Linked DNA regions of Homo sapiens: region 2 is linked to region 1. A link is an interaction called in ENCODE POLR2A ChIA-PET data of the cell type or tissue named here. Cell type or tissue: Panc1. All regions are shown on one strand. Each heading gives the region's core, and the rest is flanking DNA. Links, peaks and the distances in the headings are about the cores only.

Region 1 (9,558 bases), core at 2,698-6,697:
CTCTGGCAGTTTCTTGGCCTGTGACAAGAGTGATGTTTCCCTTCCCAGGTTCTTGGGAGGATGAAAGGCAGTGGATGAGGAAGCACATCTGAGCACGTGCTGCCTGCTGTGCTGGGGCGGCAGGTCAGCTTTCCTCTCTGCGGCCCCATCCCTGGGTCCTGGCAGGGGGCCCCTCCCTGTGAAGTGGCTTCTTCTTTCCCTGGCTGTTTTCTCAAAACCTCCTCACTAGCACCTTCTGTCGATCATCTTCTTTAGGCCAAGCCATTTCTGTCTACGTGAGCCAGTGCCCCATCCACAGGTACTCATTTCAGAACCCCAGTCTCCTGAATCCAACTGAGGTTCTACATATGAAGAGCCGGGGTCAGCTGGGCACTGTGGCTCCAGCTTGTAATCCCAGACTGGAGGCTGAGGTGGGATGATCATTTGAGCCCAGGAGTTCAAGATCAGCCTGGACAACATAGGGAGACCTCGTTCTCTACAAATAATAATAATAAATAATTAATTAATAGAGCCAGGGTCAAGTAGATGCTCACTAAGTAAGGCTCAGCTCCCCTCCTAAGTTCTGCAGGCTGTAGGGCCCTCCCAGCCAGGCAGGGATATGAGCCTGACTTCCTTTCATGCCCAGGCCAGGGACCCTGCCAAGAAGGTGGCAGGAAGCCTGGAAACCACTAGGCCTCTACTAGAGAAGAGGTGTTTGCTCTTCTTCTGTGTCCTTTCTGTGCCAGCTCCAATGTTTGCCCTTGGCAGCTGCCCCACCACCCTTGGGTTCCATGAACTGGCATGGGATAATTGCTTCAAAGGGGTTGTTGGGCCAGCTTGTGGAAGCCTTAACTCAGGAGGACAGTGTAGTAGAGTGGGAAGTTCATGAGGCTTGGGACCTGAGGAATAGATGAGCCACTGGACCTCTGTGAGCCTCAGTTTTCTCATCTGTAAAATGGACTTGGTGATCCCTGCCGTACCTTCTTCCTGGACACTGAAGATCTACTGAGGAAGGTTTCCTTTTTTTTTTTTTTTTGAGACGGAGTCTGGCTCTGTCATCCAGGCTGGAGTGCAGTGGTGTGATCTCAGCTCACTGCAAGCTCCGCCTCCCGGGTGAACGCATTCTCATGCCTCAGCCTCCTGAGTAACTGGGACTACAGGTGCCTGCCACCATGCCCGGATAATTTTTTTGTATTTTTTTAGTAGAGACAGGGTTTCATTGTGTTAGCCAGGATGGTCTCGATCTCCTGACCTCGCCCATCTCGGCCTCCCAAAGTGCTGGGATTACAGGCATGAGCCACTGTGCCCAGCCTTTTTTTTTTTTTTTTTTAAGACACGGTCTCTCTCTGTTGCCCAGGCTGGAGTGCAATGGTGCCATCTAGGCTCACTGCAACCTTGAGCCATCCTCCCACCTCAGCCTCCCAAGTAGATGGGACCACAGACACCCGCCACCGTGCCCACCTAATTTTTGTATTTTTTGTAGAGACAGCGTCTTGCCATGTTTCCTAGGCTGGTCTCAAACTCCTGGGCTCAAGCAATCCACCTGCCTCAGCCTCCCAAAGTGTTGGGATTACAGGCATGCACCACCACACCCAGCTTAAGGAAAGTTTTCCATTCCATGGAGATGAGAGGGCTCACCATTGTCACCTCAGGAGCCAGGGCCACCTGCTGTGGCACCCCAGAGAGTGGAGAAGCCTTGGCCCTTCTGTAGGTCCCAGGCAGGAGAAAGAAGGGGACTCACTGGGCTTGACAAGCTGGGGACACAAGAGGAAGTGGCAGAGATTCTGTGGGAATGGCCACAGCTAATCTGCCCAAGCCAGCCCCATCGCCACTTCCTCAGTCTGTTTTCGCCACCCCCGTTCACGTGGACGTGCACACCTCCCAGAATGCTGAGCTTTGAGTTTGGGCCTGGCCATGCTAGGGAGTGACTCACCACCCAGCACGGAGAGCCTACTCCCCAGCCTGCCCGCCAAAAGGAGCGGCCTCAGCTTGTCCCCGCTAGGACCCTTCGGGCCTCCTGCCCTGGAGGTCATCTCCCCTAGAATACAGTGTCTGTGGAGAAGACAGGCCCACCTACTGGGCTGCCCCTCTCCTCCCACCAGCTAGGGGAGCAAGAACTCAGAGGAGAGCTTCAGAGCATCAGGGAGGGGGCGCATGACTGCCTGCTGAGCTTCCAGTGTACTGGCCCTGTTTCAACATCTGAGGAGCCGTGAGCCCCTCGAGCCCTCTCTGGCCCCTGGGTTCCTGTCTGTCAAATAAGGAGTTCAGCTGATGGCTGAGTTTCTTCTGTTTCAGCATTTTGGCTCTGTGAACTGCAGGGACAATAGCCTGAGGTCCCTCCAGCCACCTCTGCCTCAGCCAGCAGGACAGGTTCCAGACGTTTTTCCAGTAGCTTTCAGGCTGAAGGGGAGCTGGGGCCACGCTGAACCCAAGGGGGAGATGGCTTCTGCTCAGTGAAGGGAAAGGAGAAGGGGCAGAAAATGAGTTTTGCTGAATACCTGCCATGTGCCAGGTCATGTATATATCCTTATATCATGTATTGCTTCTGACAGTTTGTCAGTGTTGGTATGATTACCCTGTAACTTGTCCAGCCTGTGGGACTCAAAACTCTGGGTTTTCTCTGTATTCTGCCTTTTCTGAGTATAAATTCAAGCAAGGTTTAACCCTGGATCTGCCTTAAGCCTCAGAGTCCCCATCTAAAATGAGGATCCTTGTTGTAAGGCTTAACGGGACAGTCCCCATGAAGTGTCCTATGAATTGTGCATTTAAGGAAACATGGGCTGGGTGCAGTGGCTCACACCTGTAATCCCAGCACTTCGGGAGGCTGAGGCAGGTCAATCTCTTGAGGCCAGGAGTTCGAGACTAGCCTGGGCAGCATAAACAAGGCTGCATCTTTGCAAAAAATACAAAAATTAGCCGGGCATGGTGGCCCATGCCTGTAGTCCCAGCTACTCAGGAGGCTGAGGTGAGAGGATCATATGAGCCTTGGGAGGCTGAGGCTGTAGTGAGCCGTGATTGTGCCACTGCACTCCAGCCTCAGTGACAGAGTAATACCCTGTCTGAAAAACAAAACAAAAAAACAAACGTTGTTGGCCGGACGCAGAGGCTTATACCTGTAATCCGATCACTTTGGGAGATTGATACGGGTGGATCACTTGAGGTCAGGAGTTCGAGACCATCCTGGCCAACATGGTGAAACTCCGTCTCTACAAAAAATATAAAAATTAGCTGGGCATGGTGGTGGGTGCCCGTAATCCCAGCTACTTGGGAGGTTAAGGCAGGAGAATCACTTGAACCTGGAAAGCAGAGGTTGCAGTGAGCCAAGATCGCGCTGCTACACTCCAGCCTGGGTGACAGAGGGAGGCTCCGTTTCAAAAAAAAAAACAAGAACAAAAACAAAAGACAACAAACAACAAACGTTGTGAAGAACTGACAGCAAAGTGCTGCCCACCTTAGGGGTCACTGCTGTCATCCCCAGGCAAACTGGGGCTGGATTTTTGTTCTAGCCTGTGAGGCTGGGGTCTTTTCTGATTCTGCGCCAGGAGTCGAAACCTGTCTCCAATCCAGGATGAGAAGCCTGGCTTTCTGCCCCAAGGTACCTGCAGGCCTGAGCATCTCAGGCTGGGCAAGGCAGCCCATGCTGCTGACACCCAATCCCTTGGGCTGTCAGCCTGCCCCAGGCCCTCAGATACAAAGAGATACCATTTCCCCAGCCGGGAGCGCTGCCAGCCAGGCCTGTCTAGGCAGACCTACCCGTGGAGAAAGCGAAGACAACCCCTGTGGGAGGTGGGGAGCTCAGCACCAGCCCTACAGTCAGCTCCCCAAGAAGCGCCCCAGCCTTGGGGAAGGACAGGCCCCGAGGGGTTTCCCCTATGGACCAACTTGTTCTACCAGCAGGGGGCCCTCAGACTCAGGTGGGAAGTAGGACTCATGGAAATGTGGCCTCAGCTTCCATACCTGCCCCCTACAGACAAAAATAATAATAAAATAAATAATAATCCTTGCCTGAAGCTTCTGATCAACCTTCATGGCCTGGCAATAGCTCCCTTGTCCCTCCTAGAGGAAACTTGGCTCCTGGCCTGGGGATTCCCATCTCTCTGACTTCACTTGCTCTGGGCAGTTGGCTCTGTGCCCTTGGTAAGGCTTGACCTCTTCTCTCTTCCTTGCTTTGCCTCTGTTTCACTCAGTTGCCTCATGCAGGCCTTCTCAGGGGGCTCTTTCTGCAAAAGCAAGACTGGGTTCGAGAGCAGCCCTGCTGGGTCTGTGGCCCTTACCCATGTTCCATGTCCTGTCCTGGCCAGGGATCCAAGAGCCAACAGCATATCAGGCAGAAATTAGGCACCATGGGTGCAGTGGCTCATGCCTATAATCTCAGCAACTCAGGAGGCTGAGGCGGGAGGATTGCTTGAGCCCAGGAGTTCAAGACCAGCCATGGCAACATAGTGAGACCCTCTCTCTAAAAAAAAAAAGAGAAAGAAGTGAGACTCCAGCCCATGAGGTCAGGTGTTTCCTGACCTGGGGTGGAGGCTTCCCCAGCTCCCAGACTCCCTGTTCCATAGCAGGCGCTTTCTTTGCCCCACTGGTACTGGTTACAGCCTGGTCCCCAAGCCATGCCAGGCTCCAGGTTTCTCTCTGCCTTCTAAACAGTTCTGTCCGAACTTCTCCCTTCAACTCTCCTTTGCCCCTGCCATTCCCAAGAACCACAAGGAATCTTAACTACCCCTCTTTCTCCACATCTCCAGGAGCTGGTGGGGTCTCTCACTATGGAATAGGTTTGCCATAGCCCTGTTTTCTTCCGCAAACTCAGAGGCATATAGAGAAGCCAAAGCTGGACAGGGACTTTGTCAAACCTAGACCCTAACTGCGGCACAACCAGTGGCACATGCTCTGGGTGCTGCGGGGGAGGTACAGGAACCAGAGGACTCCCCCGCCCTTTGGGAGCTGAGGCTCGCTACAGAGATGAGCCAATGGCAGTGCAGGGCTGTGCACTGCAATCTGACTGCCCTGGAAAGACATTTCAAGGAAAGGCATTTAATAAAAAGAAGTCCCGAGTCTTGCACTTTAAAGACATCCACTGCCTATGCAGGATATGCTGCAGTGGGAGCAGGTCGGTGGCCCACAGGAAACGGCTCTGGGACTGTGTTGACTTCAGTCAGCACATGATGTTACTGATGCATTTGGAGCTGTGTCAACGAACCCAGGGTGTCAACATGAGGGAGGGCCACGCCTTGCTAGCCTCAGTCTGGGCCAGATCACATGCTCTTGGCTCTGGGCCTGGGTACACCAGAGTACTTCCAGAAGTCAGTGGCCAGGGGTGAAAGGTTAGGAGAGGCTGGAGCTGTTTAGCCAGGAGATGAGAAGATTCAGAAGAAGGTCAACAAGTCCCCAGGTACCTAAAGGGCTTTCAAATGAAAGATTAGACAAGATTCCACAGACCTAACCAAGCCCAGCAAAGACGAAATTCAAGACAGAGAATTTTCATGCACAGATGGCAGACAGTTCAGAGTGATTGGTGGTTAAGCTGCCCAAAGCACTATGCCACAAAGGATTCTGGGCTTGTGTCTAGGCTCATCGGGGAAGTATGTCATAATCAGTCATCACCATCTGCCGGGTGCTGACTGGGAGGTCATGCCATGAGTGTGATGTCTTTGCCACCTGCTTGAAAGTCAGCATTAGAAAGATCTTCCAAACCATTCAGGCTTTTTGAAGGTGAGCAGGTGGTCTGTATTAAGTCATTTCCCAGGACCCAAATACTCCTGTAGACCAGAGGTTCTTGATATTTTTCATGCCATGGGACTCTTTGACAGTCTGGCACAGCCTATGGACCTCTTCTTACAGTAATGTTTTAAAACGTGTAAATAAGACCAAGGATTGGGCCAGGCACGGTGGCTCACGCCTGTAATTCCAGCACGTTGGGAGGCTGAGGAGGGTGGTTCACAAGGTCAGGAGATTGAGACCATCCTGGCTAACACGGTGAAACACCGTCTCTACTAAAAATACAAAAAAAAATTAGCCAGGCGTGGTGTCGGGCGCCTGTAGTCCCAGCTGCTCAGGAGGCTGAGGCAGGAGAATGGCGTGAACCCGGGAGACGGAGCTTGCAGTGAGCCGAGATCTTGCCACTGCACTCCAGCCTGGGCGACAGAGCGAGACTCCATTAAGAAAAAAAAAAAAAAAAGACCAAGGATTACAAAAGAAGTCAATTAAATTGAAATACAGTTATCAAACACTTAAAAAAGCAAATTCGTGATATAGAATATATATAGATATGCTTTTTTTTTTTTTTTCTGAGACAGGATCTTGCTCCATCACCTAGGCTGGAGTGCAGTGGTGCAATATCGGCTCACTGCAGCCTCTGTCCCCCAGGTTCAAGTGAGTCTCATGCCTCAGCCTCCTGAGTAGCTGGGATTACAGGCTTGTACCACCACGCCCGGCTAATTTTTGTATTTTTAGTAGAGACGGGGTTTCACCATGTTGGCCAGGCGGTCTCGAACTCCAGACGTCAAGTGATCCACCCACCTCAGCCTCCCAAAGTGTCGGGATTACAGGCGTGAGCCACTGCGCCCAGCTATATAGAAATGCTTTCTACTACATTGTTATAAGTGGGTCTGACTACTGTAATGTTCATGAGTGATGAGTGTAAATGATACCTCACGATATATACAATGACTGTAATGTGATCATGAGAGTATCTGTGATTTCTGTGCATTACAGAGGCACAGACACAGTGACTTGAGGAAATGCCAAGTTAAAACTCCTTGAGGTGAAGACTGACCCCTTTGAGAGGGAGCCCCACTCTGGGGCCGGGTCACCCAGGTCTGGGCCTCTTGACATTGAGAGGTGTGAGCCTCTTCACTAGCACCAGGGTAGGATGCTGACAGGGTCTGACCTTCCCTCTCTCTCCTACAGATGGGCGGACAATTTCATGGCCGAGGGCTGTGGAGGGAGCAAGGAGCACAGCTTCCAGCATCCCTTCCTCCAGGTATCTGGCCCTGTCCCTCCTACCTCCTGTCTCCCGGGCCTCAGACCAGGCGCCACCCCCGGCCATGAGGCCAGGCTGTTTCCTGACTTAGGAGTGGAGGTGTCTCCTGCTCCCAGAAGAGCCATCCACTTCTCTCTTTCCCTCCCCAGAGCAGAATCCAAGGTTTAGAATAGGGCAAAGAGCACCATCCTCTGCGAAAGTCCTGGCAAGTGGTCATGTCCTCACCACATCCAAGTCAGGACACGTGGAAAACATCAGCCCTAGTGACAAAAGTCAGCTCTCTATCCACTGGGAGCCCAGACCCCAATTGGGACAGGGCAGACACCATAAATGGAAGACACTGTTCGTTGAACTGAGAATCAGGAGACTCAAATGTCAGCCCCAGCTCTACCAGCAACTTGCTTTGTGGCCTTACATAAGTCTTTGAGCCTCTCTTGGGTCTAGGCTTCTCCACCTGCGATTTGACTAGGGGTTGGCCTAGATGGATGGTTTTCAGACAGGGCTCTGCACAGCCTTAGGGTTCATCAGGATGTATGGGGGCTTTGGGGCAGACCTAGGAGGCTGTCTCTAGCCTCCATGGCAGCTCTGCATTTGTCTATTTTACATATTGGGGTTCTGGGTAAGCTCTTGTTTGACAAAAGTTTGCATTAAAAAAAATAGTTAAAGATGATCCCCGAGATCCCTTCCAGCTCTGAAGTCCTCGGGTTTTCATCCCTGCAGGCAGTGGGCATGTTCCTGGGAGAATTCTCCTGCCTGGCTGCCTTCTACCTCCTCCGATGCAGAGCTGCAGGGCAATCAGACTCCAGCGTAGACCCCCAGCAGCCCTTCAACCCTCTTCTTTTCCTGCCCCCAGCGCTCTGTGACATGACAGGGACCAGCCTCATGTATGTGGGTGAGTAACCAGGCCAGGCTGAGAAGGGCTCAGGGGAAGCTGTGGCTGAAGGGGCTACTGGTGAAACAGCCCTATCCCACCCACCTCCACTTCATCCCACCATTCCCCCAGACTTCACACGCACAGGCACACAGGCAGGACTGATCGAGCGCTTACTATGAGCTTGGCATGTCTATCACCAAAGACCCCTTAGTGACAGATGGCCTTCGCCTTGGGAAGCTAACTGTAATTTGTTTCTCCTTTCCTAGCTCTGAACATGACCAGTGCCTCCAGCTTCCAGATGCTGCGGGGTGCAGTGATCATATTCACTGGCCTGTTCTCGGTGGCCTTCCTGGGCCGGAGGCTGGTGCTGAGCCAGTGGCTGGGCATCCTAGCCACCATCGCGGGGCTGGTGGTCGTGGGCCTGGCTGACCTCCTGAGCAAGCACGACAGTCAGCACAAGCTCAGCGAAGTGATCACAGGTGCGGCCAGGGGCAGGGACACGGGGCTGCCCTATCCTGCCCTGTCCTCCTTGGGAGCCCAGCACAGACTCATACAAGCTCTGCCATGTGCCATATACCAAGCCCTGGGTGAGGTGGGTAGCTCTGGAGGTGATGGATAGAATGTAGGGAAGACTGCAAAGGGATGTGGCTCCACCAAGGATGAGTGGCAGGCCGGGCAGGGCGAGGGGCTGGCTTGTCCTTTGATACAGATGCAGACATGCAAACTACTGGATTTGGGAGTGGAAAGGAACAGGTGCTTACCAAGTGCCCAGCCTGGTGCTGAGCACTGTGTGTTCATCATCACAGTGACTCCCACAGGCCCCAAACGGATGCATCACAGCCCATTTTACAATGAAATGACTGTCCTGGGTCACTTAGGGTCAGGATCAACCAAGAAATGTCTATCTCAAAGCCTGTTGCTTCTTGAAAGACCTGCGTCATACCCCGTGGGGCAGCTCTTAGACACAGGCAGGCCTCTGGGGCCTTAGCCTGGCACTGCTGGCATGCCCCTCAGGAACCAGGGAATCAGGGACAGGCAGTGGTGACTGTGCCTATGAACTATAGGGGGCCCTGCAGAGGTCAGGGGCTGGCATGTTTGGTCGCTGTGGCCATGCTCTCCTGGCCCCCAGCCCCAGTGCAGCCCTGTTCTCATCTGGGTCCCTCCTTCCCCACAGGGGACCTGTTGATCATCATGGCCCAGATCATCGTTGCCATCCAGATGGTGCTAGAGGAGAAGTTCGTCTACAAACACAATGTGCACCCACTGCGGGCAGTTGGCACTGAGGGTGTGTGTGGGCACAGGGGCCTGGAAGGAGTGGGGTAGAAGGGAGCCTGGGGAGCTGAGCACAGGACAAGGTGCCAGGGTTCACTTGTGGGGGGTGAACTTCCTGCCCCGCCTTGCCTTCCAGATGTGTTTTGACAAGTCTTCTGACACCTGCTGTGTCAGGAACTAGAGGAGACCAAGGACAGAGATGAATGAGATGCAAGCCCTTCAGAGGAGGTGACCAGCAGGAAGAAAGGGCAGTCAGTGAATTCAAGTTTGGACCACTTGTGCTCAACTGATGTCTCATTGGCCATGCCTATCTGAGTCTCTCAGGGCAGGGAGGGTGGCATTCGAGCTGCAAATTTCAACAGGCAGTAGTAGGAGCAGCTCCAAACAGAGCAAAGGCACAGGGGACTGGATGTGAATTTGAAAACCAGTGAGGAATAATTTTGAGTGTGGCCAG
Region 2 (9,558 bases), core at 1-4,000, 250 kb before region 1:
GCTGTGACTGCTTGGGGAGGACTCAGGTGGGCTTGCTCCAGCTCTGGGCTGGGCTGGAGAAGGTGGCCCAGGAGCCAGGACTGGTTGCAGCCAGGGCAGCATGTCCCACTGTGGATGGTTGTTTGTGGGAGGCCCATTTCCTTGGGAGAGCTCCAAGGGGCAGTGAGCACCCTTAGGGGATGTCTACAGACTGCGGGGAAAGGTGCATGAAATCCAGCTTTAGCTGAGCCCTTGCAGAGAAGCTTCCAGATGCTCAGTGTGGAGGCTGGGAAAGGACCTGAGTTTCCTGGATGGACAAGTAGCTCCTCCGGCTTCTACCCGCCTAACCATGACCAAGGTTTCCAGCCCACACCAACAGCACTCACTCATCCATTCCACATCTGCAGCCTGTAAGTTCCTGGATGGCAGGAACCTGTGTGATGGCAGAGCCCATGGAACTGCACAGCAGGGGAGAGGCGGTGCAATGCTTTGGTTAACAGCACAGTCCTGGCATCAAAGAGACAGGGATCTGAACCCAGCTCTGACACTGACTAGCAAGCTACCTGCTTCCTGGGCAACTTCCTTAAGCTCTCTCAGTGTCGGTTTTCTCATAAGATGAGCTGATAAGCCCTACTTCACAGAGTTGTTGTTGGAGGACTGAATGAGATCATCTGCGAGTGTTCTTGTCAAAGCCCCCAGCACACAGCCAGCACTCCAAAGCAGTCCGTTTTGTCGTGATTCATGTACTGCCTCTAAACTGTGAACCTCTCAAGGGCATGGGTGGTGCTTTTTATTCTAGCCTCTGTTTGACATTTCTAGCACACTAGAGATCTCAATATCTGCTGGCTGAATTAATGAACAACAGTGGGTGCCCAATAAATGCTGATGGAGTTGACTTCAACCCCATTGCACCCCACAGTCAGAAGGCTGTTTGTTGCTCTGGGAGAGAACAGGGAACTCAGACAGACGTTCTTACATGGTGCTTCCACATAGAGTGGATTAGAATACACACACCATTTCTAGCTGAAGGCACAAAGGGGAGGGAAGCATCCAGGGCGTGTGAGAGCTGGAAGGGACCTTGGGCATCATCTGATGCTGCCTGAGATTTATAGAGGAAGACAGTGAGGCCATGGAAGGGGAAGGGACACAGCTAATTAATGGTAGATCTGGGTGAGGTGAGGTATCAGATGAATTCTGACTCAGACATGCTTCATGTCTCTACCACCCTGAGGTCTGTGGAGGGTGAACATTGATTTTTTAAAAATCTTCCCATCTGTGTGAGGGGAGGAAGTGGTAGGGGCAGCCATGAGGAATGGATATGAAATGCTCCCCTTTGGAGCTCAGAGCCCCAACCACCATTGTGCCCCACCTCCCTGAGGATGAAACTGACCACGCCACTCCTTCACTCTAAAGCCGAACTGGGCTTCTGGGCCCTTAGAGCAGCCCATGGAAGCCTTCTTCCATAGCTGCATGCACCTCTCCCAGCTCAGGCAGTGCCCCAGAGACAGAAGTGCTGGGCTGGGGGCCAGGAGCCCTGGAGCTGCTGCCCCTGAGTCTCAATTTGGTCTTTATAAAATGAAGAGGGAAGGGGACTTTTAGCTTCCGTACCATGTAGACATTCTAACAGTAGACCACGGGCACGAAAAAATACACTCATCTTTTTGCAGCCTCACCCCTTTTTGTTCTAAATCAGTGGTTCTCAAACTTCAGCATGAGCAGAATCACCTGGAGGGCTTGTGAAAACATGCACGGCTGGGATATCCTCTTCTGTGGATATGCTGGAAAATGTGTCACTGGTGGGAGAGGAGAGGTGCTCATCTGTAGCATTTGCTGGTTTCTGAGATATAAATACTCCCGCCATGGCCAACTTCAAGCTTCTAATGTGAAGTCACCAAACTGGGTCCACCGGACTTCAGTTCACACCACTGGCCCCGACCCCAGGGCTCTGATTCAGTGGGTGGGAGAGGGCCTGAGAATGTGTATTTCTGACAAGTTTCCAGGTGATGCTGAAGCTGCTGGCTGGGGAGACACTTTGAGAATCCCTGCTCTACTATTACCCTTTGTGGATGGCTATTCAGCTGCCTTGATTCCCCTAGGACCTGTCGAGCACCTGTTGAGCGTGGGGCGATCAGGCACATCTTTCTCCAGAATTAGATGCCTAAGAACAGCCAAGGCAGCTCCCCAGGATCCGCAGAGGTGCTGCAATGTGACAAGACACTCCCAGGGGGCAGGGTGGAGCTATTCCCCCTGCAAGTGCTCACAGAGGCGTCTGGTGCCTTCTAGGCTTAACCTGCCTGAATCTCAGATCTTATACTTGGGAAGAACCTGAGAGACCTTGTCCAGCGCCCCTTCCAGGAGGAATCCCTGAAACAACCTCCCTGACATGTGCTTTTAAGTCCCTGCTAGATACTCCGGTGGTGGTGACAGTGATGGGGCTGTCACTGGTAGTCCATTCAGCCACTGCCTTAATCACACAGTGTGCTGAGCAAGATTGGCCTCCAGGCAAATCCCCTACTCTTCCTACCCTGGTCCAAGCCCTGTCCACATGCAGATTAATTCCATCCCTAAAGGGAAGCGGTGTAGACAGTGAGGAGCCTGGGCTCTGGAGTCAGACAGATGTGGGCTCACTCAGCAGGACCCAAGGGAGATTCCACCTCCTGGCAGCAGTGTGGTTTTGGCTCCTTCTGCTATAGCCCTCCGACTTCCACCGGACAGTGGTGAGGAGACTGCTCATGTGAAATTCCTCTACCAACACCGGCACTCGGATGCCAGCCCCTCCTCCCTCCCTAATAATGAGCAGGGCTGGCCATCTGGAGAGCCTACACAGGGCGAGTCTCCTTTGCAGGATGGGCTTCAGGGGCAGGTCCAGGCAGTCCCCCACCCTTCAAGCTGTGCACAGCCTCGCACAGCCAGAGCTTGTCTATGGCCTGGAGGGTGGGACTGGGACGCTAGGAGCTTGCAAGATTAAAGGAATCAATTTGCCACACCTCCAAGAGTGGCTTGGGGGGTTTTAACTCCTAACAGTTCACCCCCCAACCTCTCTCAAATAAAAGTAAAAATTATATTTTTTGACATGGACAATTGATATTATCTCAGCCTTATGTAAAGTATAAAGAAAAGCAGTTTTATAAACCTTGACTCTTTCTACAGGTCTGTAACATACCATTTAAGCAAAAACACAGTGCTTGCCATGAAAACAGTTTCAAAACAAAGGCCCTGGCACTGCTTCTAGGATGCCATCCCTCAGCCCGTCTTCTATAGATATTCTTTGGGAAGAAGCTGGGACAGGAAGAGGTAGGAGAAGCCCCTGGCTCTGGCCCTTGTGGTGACCCCAGAGGCGACCCTGCCCGCCGCAGCTGGCCTTTGTGCATCCTGGCTGCACACATAGTAGGTTCTTACTCCTCTGCATGGGTCAGCATGGAGGAGCTGCCTGGGAGAGTGGGGCCCAGGACGATTGAGGAAGGGTGGGCTCATATGCTCCTTAGACAGCTGAGTCATTTCCCTAGAAATGGAGTTGTGAGGCCATGTGTTCTGTGGGAAGGAGCACTGGCCCGGGTGTCAGGAGGCCTGGGGTGAAGACCTGACTGTCCTGAACCTGCTGTGTGACCCTGGACAAGAGGCCTCTCTGGGCCTCAGTTTCCCTGGGGCTGTCAGGCAAAGGATCTGGGGCTAACTCCATGTCCTCTGACTACTTGCCTTACAGGGCCATCCAGGTCACCATGGCAAAGAGGACACCCCTCACAGGAGGCTGTCTGGCCCCACGAGGGGCTGGGCGGCTGGGCAGAGCTAAGATCCCCACGTAATTAGCCGGCAGGAAAAGGCCTCCAGCCCAGATGGGCCCACAGACTGATCACAATAGAGCGGCAACTGGGCACCAGAATCCTGTCAATAATTCATCACTTTCCCCTGGGAGCCCGTGTCAGGTGTCCTGGGCCCTGCGAGGCCTCTCCTGCTGTCCTGGCTCCTGAATTATTCAGGGTCCCTGGCATCCTTAGCAGGCAGGAGGCTGGAGGCCAGGCCATGGACCCTCAGAGGTCCCGGACAGGCAGAGCTGGATGCACAAAATCTTCTGAACCGAACATTTCTTTCTCATGGGGAAGCCCAAGGTTCCTGGACACAGGTCTTTGTTCCAAACGGGGCCAAGCAGACCTGGAGGTCTCCTGGTTTCTGCCTAGGATGCCTCCTTCCTTCATACCATGTCTCTGCCTCCTGGCAGCCTCTAGAACCACTGGGTGAGGGGCCAGTTTCCAAGCTACTCTCTGCTTCTAGGACAAGTCTCTCTCTCTGAGATGGCAGTGATGGGATCAGGCTCATTTCTCGTCCTGGGACCCACTCTCCCAGGCAGCTCCTCCATGCCTCTTTTAGCTCAATTTCCCCAAATGCATCGGTCATGTGATGCTGAGTGTCACCCTTGAGTGCCCTGAGTCCTTCAGAGAAGAGGGGCCACTCCGATTCCCTCTCAAAGGCTCTCCCACCTTGTATACCTACCCTCTGCCTCCTAACACCACAGGGGCATTTATTCATTCTTTTATTCCACAAAATAATCAGGAGCCTGCCATGTGCCAGGCACTGTCCCCAGCAGTGGCCATGGCTTTGCTCATTGCTAAGCCTAGTGCAGACCCCAAAGACCCCTTCCACTCAGCTGCCCCATGAGAAGGAGCCTGGGGTCTGAACTGGGCCATGTGGGGGTTGAGGGCAGTGGCCTCATTGCTCCTCTGGCCTGGCCCAGGCAAATGCCAGGATGGGGAGACTTGAGTCTCACATCATTCCAAACACCTCTCTCCCACTCTGACCCCCACAAGCTGGCCTGTGTCAGCCTGGGCCTGTGCTCTCCACAAGGGGACCTCTTCTTTCCCATCTCAGCTCTGCAGCCAGCAGTGCCCTGGGCATTCTCTAGGCTTCCAAAGAAATGCCAGAACCTCTCCCACCAGGCCTGGGCCTCCCCTTGTGGGGTTTCCTGCCTTCTCTTGGATGGGGGCAGGGAGGGAAGAAGAGGAGAGTTAGGATAGGAACTATTCCCCTTTCTGTCTTCCTTCTTATTGGCACTTAAGAACATCTAATACAGGCTGGATTTGGTGGCTGGCACCTGTAATCCCAGCACTTTGGGAAGCTGAGGCAGGTCTATTACCTGAAGCCAGGAGTTCGAGACCATCCTGGCCAACATGGGGAAAACCCTGTCTCTACTAAAAATACAAAAATTATCCAGGCCTGGTGGCATGCACCTGTAGTCCCAGCTACTCGGGAGGCCAAGACATGAGAATCACTTGAACTCAGGAGGCAGAGGTTGCAATGAGCCGAGACTAGGCCACTGCACTCCAGCCTGGGTGACAGAGTGAGATTCTGTCTCTGAACAAAACAAAAACCAAAAACACCTAATAGAAGCTGTAACTTTCAACATATTCACTGCATGGGAGTCAATTTCCCGATTTCCCAAATACTTCTGATTTGTTTGTAGCAGTCTTTTGATGGGCTCAAGTGTTTCCAGCATTTCAGTGGTTAGGCTGGTGGCTTTCATTATAAATGATTTAACAATGTCTTCCATGCCCTCAGTTTCCACCATCACTGCTCAAATATTTTGGTTTCTGGGAGTTGGATTAGGAAGAGAAGTTAACAGACATGCATTCTAGCCCTGGCTCTACCATTGTCTACCCATGTGACCTCAGGTTCCCCTCTGAGACTTGGTTTCCCCTCCTGCACAGCTAGGGCTGTAGTGGCTGAGCTGTAAAGCTCCTGGATGCTTTGGCACCTATGGTTGGGTTCCTTCAGGGGCTCTCAGGTGCCCTCCCTGGTGCTTGACTTCCGATTCTCCTTCCTTTTTCACACCCACTTGGTCTGTGTGTGAGCCTTCCACTTGTTCCTGTTTCTCCTGTCCTCATAGGTCACACCCTCATGGTATCTCACCCCAGGGAAGAAGGCTCTGCTTCACCTTGGGGGCCCCTGGTGGGGGGTGTCTCACCAACCTTGCTTGTGGGTGCCAAAAGCAGCTGCCTGAATGGTGTGATGCCATGAGAGGCAAAGGGAAGGCCTTTGTGCACTAAACATCCTCCCTGTGGCCCTGACAGCATTTCTGAAATGCCCTTGCCCCATACTCAGCTGAGATTTTGAAAGCTCCTAATAAAACCCACAGAATCAGAGACTCCTTGGAGCCCATATGGTGGGGCCTTTCCTGACTCAGAAATCCCCTCTACAATGTGGTCCACTCTTTGCTCACCCTCTCCCAGTGGCAAGGAGCTCACTACCTCCTAAGACAGCACATTGGCTGGAAAATACTGGCTATCTTTCAGTTGTCTGCTGTCTTCCAGCAGCCTGTTCCTCATCCTGCCTCTAGGTACACACCTTTCTTTCCTCTTCCTGTGGCAAAAAGCCTTCTGGGAGGGTAGGGGCAGGGACTGTGCCTCAATACCTCATCTCAGTATCTCCAGTGACTAGCATAGTGTCTGACTGGCAGAAAGCATTTGTTCACTATATGTATGATGAGTGACTGCAAAGTTGGGTGAAAAGATGGATGGATGGATGAATGGATGGAAGAATGAAAGGATGGATGAATGGATGGAAGGAAGGATGATGGATGGAAGGATGGATGAAAGAATGAAAGAATGGATGGATCGATAGATGGATCAGTGAATGGAAAGATAGAAGGATGGGCCAAAAGTGGTGGCTCACGCCTGTAATCCCAGCACTTTGGGAGGCCGAGGAGGGTAGATCACTTGAGGTCAGGAGTTCGATACCAACCTGGCCAACATGGTGAAACCCCATCTCTACTAAAAATACAAAAATTAGCTGGGCACGGTGGTGAGCACCTCTAATCCCAGCTACTCAGGAGGCTGATACAGGATAATTGCTTGAACCAGAGAGGCGGAGGTTGCAGTGAGCCGAGATCAGGCCACTGCACTCCACTGTGGGCCACAGAGCAAGACTCTGTCTCAAAAAAAAAAAAAAAAAAAAGGAAAAGAAAAAAGGTGGAAGGATGGATGAATGGATGGATGAGTGGATGGAAGGATGAATGGAAAGGATGAAAGGGTAAGTGGTGGATGAATGGATGGAAAGATGGAAGGATTGGGTTGATGAATGAATGGATGAAAGGAAGGATGGGTGAATGGATGGATGGATGGATGGATGAGTGGATGGATAGGATGAATGAAAGGATGGACGGATGAATGGATAGATGGATAAATGGGTGGATAAATGAATTGATAAATGGATGGAGGGATGGATTGATGAATGGATGGATGAAAGGATGGAAGGATGGATGAAAGAAAGGAAGGGTGGATAAATCAATTGATGGACAGACAAATGGATAGGCAGATGGATGAATAACAGGAATGATAGATGGATGGATGGATGAATGGATCAATGGATGGATGAATGGATGAATATGTCCTCTATGATTTTCCCTTTCAGGCTCTCATCCATTTGTTATAAGGTAACACTTAAAGTCCCTTTCCTCCTGGAAACTATAGGGTGGTGCCTACAGGAATTCTCTGCCACTAGTATCAGAGCAGTGGACTCCTTGTCTCTCCTGCTCAGATCAGGAGTGCTTTAATTCTATTAGTATGATTTAGGATGAGGCCTACTTTTCTTTTGTTTGTAGTCTCCTCCCACTGTTGAGTCATTCTGAGTCCTCAGTGAGCTAACACCTCCATACCTTCTTGGACATGTTACAGTTAAGCCATGACCTCCAGCTTGTATAAGAGCAACCGATTTTTTTTTAAAGAGATGGGATCTCACTATGTTGCCCAGGCTAGCCTCAAATTACTGGGATCAAATGATCCTCCCGCCTTATCTGCCCAAGGACCTAGGACTACAGGTGTGTGCCACACCTGGCTGTGATTTTTTAACCCAAGATATTACTTAGCCACTGTTCCAGCGTGTTCAAATCCTTCTGAATTCTTCTCATGGCCCAGAGAGAAGGATGACAACTACTTTTATTGAACACCTTATAGTGATAACGCTCGTATGGCAGGTGTACTTCACTTGTGGAGTGCAAGCTCCATGAAGGTAGGCACCCCGCCCTCTGCATCACCTAATTCAGTACCTGATACACAATCGACGCTTAGTAAACATTTGTTGAATGAGTGAGTGAATATCTATCTCATTTAATTCACACAGCTGCCCTTTGAGGTAAATACTTGTCCTTTTCACACATGAGCACATTGAAATCAGAGAGGTTATGTAACCTTTCCAGGGTCACACAGTAGATGACTGACCTGAGTGTCTGAGATCAGGCTTGCCTGACTCCTAAACCACCACCCCAAACTGTCAAGCCTGCCCTCAGGGCTACAGAGTGTCTCTTGGAGGAGATCATCAGCCCCTCCACCTTTCGCCTCTCCAGTGGGTAACTGTACCCCAGCGTGGCATTGAGGGAGACTTAAAGCTTTAAGTCTTTAAGACAGGAAGCTTTGATGGGGTTGGAGACAGCAGAGGTGATAGGAGGGTGGAGTGTTCTTGGCTGACAGCAGCTGGGAGAACTGGGGGATTCTGAAGACAAGAAGAGGGATCAAAATGGGGATCAAAGACCAGCCCAAGATTTCTTCGGTCTTTGAAGATCAATCCAGGGCAGGTTGGGAGTGTAGGTCCCCTTTTTAAGCCCCAAACAGAGGGTAGCCCAAGGAGAAGAGCAGGCTCCCAGCCCGTCCAGGCCCAGCCCCTCCTGCCCCATCCCACACTTACTTGTTGCTGAAGACTTTGCTGTAGTTGAAAACCTGAATCTCCAGCATCTCATTTCTGTCGATGCTGCTGGCCACCGGCCACCGAAATGTCTGGGGAGAGAGGGACAACTGCGGCTTCGGTGGCAATAACAGGTAGGAGCCGTGGGGTGTGGGAGGGGAATCTCTTGTGGGGATCTCCAACAGTCAGAGTGGCCCCTCACTTGGGCCCAGTGCTCCCCAGGGACAAAGCATTGACACCTGGAATCTCATTTAGTTCCAACAACCACCTTGTAGAGCCGGCATTGTTGCCCACTCCTCTTTCAAAGATGGTGCTCAGAGATGTTGGAGGACCTGCCCAAGGTCATGTGGTAGGTGAAGAGCCTGGACCTACCAGGACTTTTGACTCCCTACACAGCGCTGCTTCCATGGCCTCCCAGCTCCTGAGGGGGGTTGGGAGAGGGTGGTGCAACCAGGGTGGTGGTCGGGTCCCAGGGAGACAGCAAGGAATGTGGGTGTGAGCCTGGTTTTTGGTGGGTGCTGAATGGAGCTGTGAGCTTCCAGCTCTCTCTCATCAGAATCACCCTGACTGGCACAGGCTCTGCCCCAGACTCCTGTGTTGAGTTCAAACCACTCCTCACTCTGCCAGTGGTAACACTGGGGACAGGTTTGAGCTGATTAGTGTTATTGGGGTCAGGCCCACAGCCTGTCCCCAACTCATTGTTTCTAGATTCACCCTTACCACTTCTTCGTTGCTTCCTCCCTAACTCAATGTTAATGATGAGTAGGAATTTGATTGGGATTTTTCCTGGTGCCCTAGAAGTGGCAACAATGGCTCAAAACAGAGGCTAAAGTGGCCCAGTGCCCCATTCTGTAAAAAGCTGCCAATGGGCAGAGCCAGACATCTTCCTAGGGCTTCCTCAAAGGCCCTGTT

Evidence for each region. Peaks named below come from ENCODE experiments on the same cell type or tissue, not always from the same donor. Only the 100,000 strongest peaks of a DNase experiment are listed, where the experiment ranks them.
Region 2: POLR2A ChIA-PET joins it to region 1 with 5 read pairs; 1 of 35 experiments calls an interaction of 5 or more read pairs at or near these places.

The regions. Positions count from the first base shown.
Region 1 is chr2:26,767,366-26,776,923 of GRCh38, forward strand. It overlaps SLC35F6 (solute carrier family 35 member F6), which reads left to right. Exons shown (of 6, transcript NM_017877.4): 2 at 6,886-6,958; 3 at 7,679-7,850; 4 at 8,099-8,311; 5 at 9,007-9,117. Among named protein-coding and RNA genes, the nearest start is that of SLC35F6, 7.9 kb to the left of the region's middle. In Panc1, for the core only: no CTCF peak of the experiment used is centred there; DNase peaks (open chromatin) are centred at 4,112 and 5,196; H3K27ac peaks cover 2,742 bases.
Region 2 is chr2:26,519,183-26,528,740 of GRCh38, forward strand. It overlaps OTOF (otoferlin), which reads right to left. Exons shown (of 47, transcript NM_194248.3): 3 at 8,650-8,738. Among named protein-coding and RNA genes, the nearest start is that of OTOF, 35 kb to the right of the region's middle. RefSeq lists a silencer at 2,113-2,278. In Panc1, for the core only: no CTCF peak of the experiment used is centred there; a DNase peak (open chromatin) is centred at 2,169; H3K27me3 peaks cover 1,036 bases.